Linked DNA regions of Homo sapiens: region 2 is linked to region 1. A link is a loop called in an ENCODE intact Hi-C map of the cell type or tissue named here. Cell type or tissue: PC-3. All regions are shown on one strand.

Region 1 (4,000 bases):
GCACATTAGGGACAGTGGCAATTAGATGGGCCATCTTTCACGCTACCAACACCCACTGGAGGGAAGAGAAGGTCAGCAGCTAAGGCTGCCCACCCAGCATGAGAGGTTTGGGCTGGCTGTTTGAGGAGCTAGGTCAGAGATCTCGATAGATTGCTAATGCGGAGACACTGGCCATTTGTCTATTATCAGGATAGGTTATGTTGAGTGCTGAACCTGTATGGAAAACATTTAATAATCAATAGTTCCCCCTTTAAAAAAATCAGCTTTATGAAATATAATTGGATTTGATATGCTTATACCTCATGATTACTTCAGTTAAGATAATTAATATATCCATCCCCTCAGATAATTCACTATTTTTGGTGTGGTGAGACCACTTAAAATCTGTTCTTTTAGCACATTTCAAGTAGATAACACAGTATTATTAACTATAGTCACCAGGCTATACATTAGATGACTAGAACTTATTAACCCTACGTAAGATAACTGAAACTTTATACCAACATCTTCCTGCTCCCCACCCCCACCTGCCTCCCATTCTCTGCTCTGCTGCTATGAAGTTGACTTTTTAAGATTCCACATATAAGTGAGATTACACAGAATTTTTCTTCCTGTGTCTGGCTTATTTCACTTAGCACAAAATCTTCCAGCTTCATCAATGTTGTCACAAATTGCAGGATTGCCTTCTTTTTTGAGGCTGAGTAATATTCCAGTGTGTGTGTGTATGCACACTCCCACAATTTCTCTATCCATTCATCTGTCAACAGACACTTAGATTCTTTTCATATCTTGACTATTATAAATAATTATTCAATAAGCACGGGAGTGCAAATATCTATTTTACATACTGAGTTTATTTTCATGAATATATAGCCAGAAGTGGGATTGCTGGTTCATATGGGAGCTCTGTTTTCAATTTTTATCAAAACTCCATACTGTTTTCCACACTGGCTGTACCAATTTACATTCTCACCAATGGTGTACAAGGGTTCCCTTCTCTCCACATCCTTACTAACACTTGTTATCTTCCATCTTTTTAATAATGGCCATCCTAACAGACATAAGGTTATATCTCCTTCTGATATTAATTTGCCTTTCCCTAGTGATCAGTGACACTGAGCATCTTTTCATATACCGGTTGAGTAGGGCCCTTTTTCATCTTTCCGCTAAATATAATCCTTAAATAAATGTTGAATTTCCTAGCAGGTTAAATCCCTGGTCTCAAGCTATATTACAACAGCCGTTCTTTGGTAAAAGCAAAGAAAGATGTATTACTCCCAAGGTGAGGAGCAGAGAAATGGTTCTCTGGGAAAAGGTGCAGAACAGAGTATAGCAAGTGTATCATTTTATGGAGCTATAGTCCCACCAGCCAGAGGGCAGCTTATTGTCTTGAAGCTTAATAGAAGCAACAACAGCATGCCTGTGCTTGTGGCAGGAGTGGTGGTGAGTGCACCTTATTAACTGTTGTGCAGGAGGCAATGGACACAGGCAGGAGATTAGACTTAGAGGGTGCTGGCCCCAAATCAAATGTAGATAGGTCCAAGTTTCTCTCCTGTGGTCTACGTAATATAAAGATGACTAATGTCATAAAGTCTTTGAGATTAAAAAAAAAAGTAGACACACAAAAATATTTAAGAAACTAGAAAGTGAAATAATGATATAAAGTATTATGATTTTGTAGCTGAGTTATTCAAGCTGATACTCATTCATTGAATAACAATTACCAAATCACAATTACAAACACTGGCTGGCATGAATAATGAATGAATGATACAAAACAGGAAATTGCAAGAAACAAATCAAGAAAGGCAATTTCTGAAGTATACTAGGATAAATAAGATATGAAAGACAGATACGTCTATCACATAAAGGGGGAGGAAGAGAGGGAGAAGGAGAGACGGAGAAAGAGATTCATTCTGTAAGATGGTTATAAGTAAAAGAATAATGAATACAAAGCAGAGAATGAGGTATGCCATTTCTCACTGGAGCAGAGGAGCCAAAGATGAGAGGGGGTGGGAATTCTCAACCTTCCCCACTGTACTTAACAATTTCCTCTAATGTCTCATGTTGAGTTTTCATTTTTTTTCACATTAGCATTTAGTCCTTTTTAAAATTCTTGAGATAATCACAGTAATTATTCTGAGGCTAAAATCCACATGATTAGTATATCAGGACTGGCTGTATGAATTTTAGAGGAGAATCAAGGTTAAAAGCTGAGGTTATCCTTTCCTTTTCCAAGCTGGAGATAACTACCTCCCACATCTGAATTTTCACGTCATTTATCTATTGTGCTTTGTCCTCTGGTATTTGTATAAAGTTGAGTCACCTCCAACAGACTGTGAATTCCTAGAAAAGGAGGACCGCATCTCTCTCATCTTTGATCTCCACTGACTAACACAATAGCTAGCATATTGCAGGTGTTATTAAGTGCCGTTGAATGAAGAATGGAAGAATAAATTACTATTAGATAAACTTGCCTATTCCTTGGCTATTTGTTTTGGACATTTCTGTGGTGGATGGGAATGTCTATCCAGAAGAAATCACTAAGCTGGGGATATTAGGGAAGAATATTTGACCACAATTTTTTACATTCTATGAAATTAAAAAAAAAATACCAGTTTTAGTCACAAGTACTGGTGACACACTCTGCCAAGAACTCGGAACACTTGGAGGATTGCTCAGACCTGAGTGATTTTCAAGATCATTTAACAGGATTTGGAGAAAATTAATCAGTTTCAACTGGATATGTATGAAGGGCAGGGGCCAAAGTTGTACAAGGCGGATTCCTGTCTTGAGAGAACATAAGTGTTCTTGGAAATGTAAGACTTGAACAACAAGAGTAAACTTTAAATCAAGAGCCAAACTGAGAGGTCAAGAAAAAGGAGAGGTACCTGAGCACTGAGAATCAAAGTGGAAGGCTGACATTAGTTTCAGTGTGAATTCGTGGAAAAAGAATGAAAGTTGCTGTCATAAGACCCTGGGGTCCCAGTTACATGAATGAATGATCTGTGAAAGTTGCATCCCAGCCAGGAGCAGTGGCTCACGCCTGTAATCCCAGCACTTTGGGAGGCCGAGGTGGGCAGATCACGAGGTCAAGAGATCAAGACCATCTGGCCAACATGGTGAAACCCCATCTCTACTAAAAATACTAAAAAAAAAAAAAAAAAAAATTAGCTGGGTGTGGTGGCACGTGCCTCTAGTCCCAGCTACTCGGGAGGCTGAGGCAGGAGAATCCCTGGAACCCAGGAGGCAGAGGTTGCAGTGAGGTGAGGTCGCACCACTGCACTCCAGCCTGGCAACAGAGCAAGACTCCATCTCAAAAAAAAAAGAAAAAAAAATGTTGCATCCCAAGCTTGTTTTCTCATCTGCACAAGGGGTTAATAATGCATACCATGTTTACTTGCAAGAGTGCTTTGTAAATCAAATGAGGTCATCCATATGAATGTATTTTTTAGGTAGGAATGCTGGGCAAATGACAGTTAATATGGATGGGGCTTCGAGGATGGGTAACATTAAGACTGGCAAAAAGAAAGGGTACAGTGTGCCGTAGAGATGAAGAGCATGAGCTATGAAGCGTAGAAGTAAAAAGGGAGAGTAAAAATTCTAGCCTGATTGGAGCATGCTATATAATGGGGACATATTTATACTAAGAAAAAATCTTAATCTGAAATTCAGATTTAACTGTGTGTCCTGTATTTTTATTTGCTAAATCTGGCAAACCTACCTGGGCTTCCTCCAGCTCCGTTGCTAAAGTACAGCCCATCTATCAAGGGCCAAATGCTATTTCTTCCACTGGGTTTTCTGTTTGTCCTGGTTAGGAGTTTTTTCTCTTCAGCAAGAAGGGAGAAGGGGTAGAACACCTGTGTAATTTAGTGTTTAAGAGCTTCGGCTCTGGGGTCATGTGTCCAGGACTTAGAGTTCATCTCTCTTGTTGACCAGTAGTGTGATCCAGGAAAAATTTTACGTCTCTGGGCCCCAGCTTCCTCTTCTGTATAAAAAG
Region 2 (4,000 bases), 97 kb after region 1:
TTCTGGCAGGTAGCTGTGGCTTGCAAAGCTCTCTTTCTCCAGCTCCATCTCCTCTGTGGGCACCCTCTGAAGTGCCAGCTACCCTGTGGACACTGAAGGGTGAGGGAACATACCATTCTCCCCATCTCCCTTTGCTAGTACAAATCTCACCAGGTCTAATTCAGTCCTACCTTTCCTAAGAAGGCTTTTGGGACCTCCCGAGCCAGAAGTGATTTCCCCTACTGTGAATTCCTGTGGCACTTAATGTCTGTATCACTTAAATGGCCCACCATCTCTGTAGTCTGTGAAGAACTGTCATGACTATCAGAGATGCTCGCAGACAAGGCTGTATGCACGTGATCAGACAAACATCTCTACCTTCTAGGTGCAATGCTAGGCATAGACAATGCAAAGATGATCAAGAAATGGTCCCTCCTTTTGTAGGCTTTTATAATCTAGGAAGGAATACACAAATTTAGCCACATTTTCTCTCTGTACACAAACCCCCTGGTTGAATCGAAGGGTGGAAATATTATCATTTGGTCCTTTTGGGGTTGATCTCACCTAATTCCTGAACTAGTAGGTGTGACTTGGGACCTTTGATAAGGTACATGTTACCTTAAGTCAGGGCAGTTTTTAGATTAATTCCTTGAGACAATTAGTTTCATGGGATAATTCCTCATGGAAATATTCCCTACTTTCTTTTCTTACCACAATAAAAAATATCAACTGGGAATGGTAGCTCATGACTGTAACCCTTTGGGAGGCCGAGGCCGAAGGATTGCTTGAGCCCAGAAGCTGAAGGACCAGTGTGAGCAACAAAGTGAGACCTCGTCTCTACAAAAAATTTAAAAAGCAGCTGGGGGTGGTGGCACGTGCCTGTGGTCCCAGCTACTCAGGAGGCCGAGGTGGGAGGATCACTTGAGCCCAGAAGGTTGAGGCTGCAGTGAGCTATGATCTCATCACTGCACTTCAGCCTGGGTGACAGAGCAAGACCATGTCTCAAAAAAAAAAAAAAAAAAATCACACATACAGAGCAAACAACCATCACAACATCATACTAAAATACAGCTTAACAGAAAATGTTTTATAAGATATATATTTCACATTAAATATGCAAACCACATCTAAACACTGAGAATCCCTGGGTGATCTGTTTCTAAAACTCACTCACTCTGCTCACAACTGCTACCCTAACACTCATAACAGTTGGACCCACTTCCAAAAGCTGGGGTTTCCAAGTTTCTTAGCTGTTCTACCTCTGCTGTATATGTGTTGATTTTGATTCTCTTCAACCTGTTGTAGAAGCAGCTATATCAAGATTTTATGTTGCTCTTACCCACAAGATGCTCCAAGTATTCAGGTTGAGCAGAAAATACCCACTGCGTCTAGAAAAACTGTGCCTCTGGATCCTCCTACTTTTAAGTCTCTTCCTCCACTTTTCAGTTTCTCTCCCTTTGGTTCAGAACTTTAAAGTCTGTGCATATTCTTTTAAAAGGTCATGTCACTGGCTAAAACTCTTCCTTTTCTGTTCCATCTTAGATATGTTCACTCTCTTTTCTTCTTTACTTGTGCTTAAGAGTCATTTCAGGTTAAGCTTGGGCCATTCTCCCAGCCTATTAATTTCAAAGGATTTGTCTCTACACATAGCATCCCTATAAGATGGCCCCCTCCCACATAAATCCCTCCTGTTCCAGCCCTTACTCATTTGTCTCCAGTTCTAAGTTATCCCTCTGGCACCAGAATTCCTGTGGGGCATTCTGATTCACTCATAGTACTTACTACTTTCTGTCTCCATTTAGAATTACTCAGCCCCATAGCTGATATCCCTATTATATTAAAAAGTCCCTGGGAACAGGATCTATGACTGACTCATATTTCTATGAGTCAGTACCTAGTACAATGCCTGGCTCATAATAGGCACTCAAAAATTTTCGTTGAATGAATTGATAATGAAAAGATGGATGGATGGATGGATGGATGGATGGATGGATGGATGGATGGATAGATGGTCAGGGAACGTGAGGCAAAATGAAAAAACTTTGGAATTAAATTCAGAAGAACGGAGTTCAGATCCAGTTCTACTCCCCTCTATATGACCTTGGATATGCCATTTTACCTCTTTGGATTTCAATTTCTCCATAAGAAAAATGAAAATATTGAGAGCTGCCATACCTAAGGTTGTTCTGAAGATCAAATCAGGCAATTTGTGAACTATAAAGAATCTTAAGAAAAATACAAGGAATCAAGTGGTGATTTGCAACCTTTCCACATGAATTGTATGTAAGGTATTTAAAGGCATCTAGATTATTTCTTAATTTGTATGTGTATACTTCCCTCCTATTACACAACACTGAATGAATGTTCTGGTACCATCATAAGAACACCATGATCCTAAGCATTGTGTTAAATACTCACAATCTTTAAGCTGAAGACTGAAAATATAAAGACAATTAAGTACATTACCATAAACCACCCTCATAAATTGTACTCCCAGTAGCAAGTAAGAATGAATTTTGAGAATTAGGTGAGTTTACAATATTGTTATCTTATATTACAAATAGATTACAACATCTTACACCACAAATTTGTGTTGAAAAGCATAAATTGTGTTTTACACTGTATTGCTTTTCTCCTTCCTCCTTGGCAAGAGTTTGATGCTTTGCTTACCATAGAAAGAACAACATGCATGTCATATCTCCCAGGCCTTATCAGCCTAGAGAGGAAGTAGGGACATGTAACCAAGCAGTAGTTCTCTGGCTCTACCTGTGATTTCCAAGCTTAGAGGACTTTTAGGGGACTTAAGCAGATACTCCCTTCTGCTCAGATCCTAGGTCTCTGGATCACTGTGCTTTTCTGCCATTGCTGGCTTGGCACCCTTCTCCTCCTGGAGTACACAACTGAAGTCCAAATGGGTGTATCTCTTACACACCTGCTGGTGACTCCAAGGATCACTAGGATCTATGTTGCAGCTCCTGGGAGGTAACCCAGGTCCAGCTCACTGACTAGTCTTCCATGATTCTATCCTTCTGAAATGTGGCCACTTCAAGCCAGGTGGAAAAATACTCCTTACCTCCAAGGCAACTCTATTCTTGTTTCCACTCCCCTTTCCAGGTCTTGGGCAAAAATTCCTGGAGCAAAAGCAAGAACCCACAGAAGAGTAAGTAAGATACGCCCTATTGTAAGTATCCCCCAATAGGGATCATTTGTCCATATCCAAGCCTGCCTCTTTCAATGGCCTCTTTTCTTAAATTAAGTTCCTTCACATGAAGATCCCTGGACAAGTGGACATACCCCACATGGACCTATCCTTCTCAATATACGAACAAGCACCAATGTATGTGTATACCTCCCTCCCATTATACAACGCTGAAAATGGGTTCATTATGTTTCAACTGTGCTAAGTAAAGGCCTTTATTCAAAGCAGATTTCGTAAGATTTTAGACACAGTGCCTTTTTAAGAATCTGCCCGTTTTCCCCTCTCGTGGGTGGAGGCATTACGGCACAGTGTTCAAGAGGATGGACTTAAGATCCAGAATGCCTGAATTCAAATTTCAACTCAACCTTGAACAAGTTTCTTACCCCTCTAGTGCTAGTTTCCTTATGCTTAAAATGGGTCTTTAATAACATATATCTCATAATGTTGTTTTGAGGATGATCAAAATTGTTTGTAAACTGGATCATAAACCAAGCCTCAAATAATTTTGAAGTAATGAATTATTCAAAGTGTGTCCTCTGGAATTAAGTTAAAAATTAATAATGTAAAATTACTTGCTTGGAAATTAGGTAACCCATGGCTCAAATAGGGTGCTCAAGTTTTCCCCACTTGTTTTTTTTCTGTTTTTTGTTTTTTGTTTTTTGAGATAGTGTCTCACTCTGTCACCCAGGCTGGAGTACAGTGGTGCAAATCTCAGCTCACTGCAACCTCCACCTCCCGGGTTTAAGTGATTCTCATGCCTCAGCCTCCCCAGTAGCCTGGATGACAGGTGCGTGCCACCATGCTCAGCTAATTTTTATATTT

The links. A loop is a pair of places that touch in the nucleus more often than their neighbours do. Peaks named below come from ENCODE experiments on the same cell type or tissue, not always from the same donor. Only the 100,000 strongest peaks of a DNase experiment are listed, where the experiment ranks them.
Region 2: it touches region 1 in a loop (2.2-fold over the local background); 1 of 110 quality-filtered maps calls a loop at or near these places.

The regions. Positions count from the first base shown.
Region 1 is chr1:67,977,738-67,981,737 of GRCh38, reverse strand. The region is part of intron 1 of GNG12-AS1 (GNG12, DIRAS3 and WLS antisense RNA 1); the gene reads right to left. LOC124900403 (a long non-coding RNA gene) reads right to left here. Exons shown (of 3, transcript XR_007066162.1): 3 at 3,360-4,000. Among named protein-coding and RNA genes, the nearest start is that of DIRAS3, 71 kb to the left of the region's middle. In PC-3, no CTCF peak of the experiment used is centred here; a DNase peak (open chromatin) is centred at 2,347; H3K27ac peaks cover 1,396 bases.
Region 2 is chr1:67,881,101-67,885,100 of GRCh38, reverse strand. All of the region lies in intron 1 of GNG12-AS1 (GNG12, DIRAS3 and WLS antisense RNA 1), which reads right to left. Among named protein-coding and RNA genes, the nearest start is that of GNG12, 50 kb to the right of the region's middle. In PC-3, no CTCF peak of the experiment used is centred here; a DNase peak (open chromatin) is centred at 1,770; H3K27ac peaks cover 1,568 bases.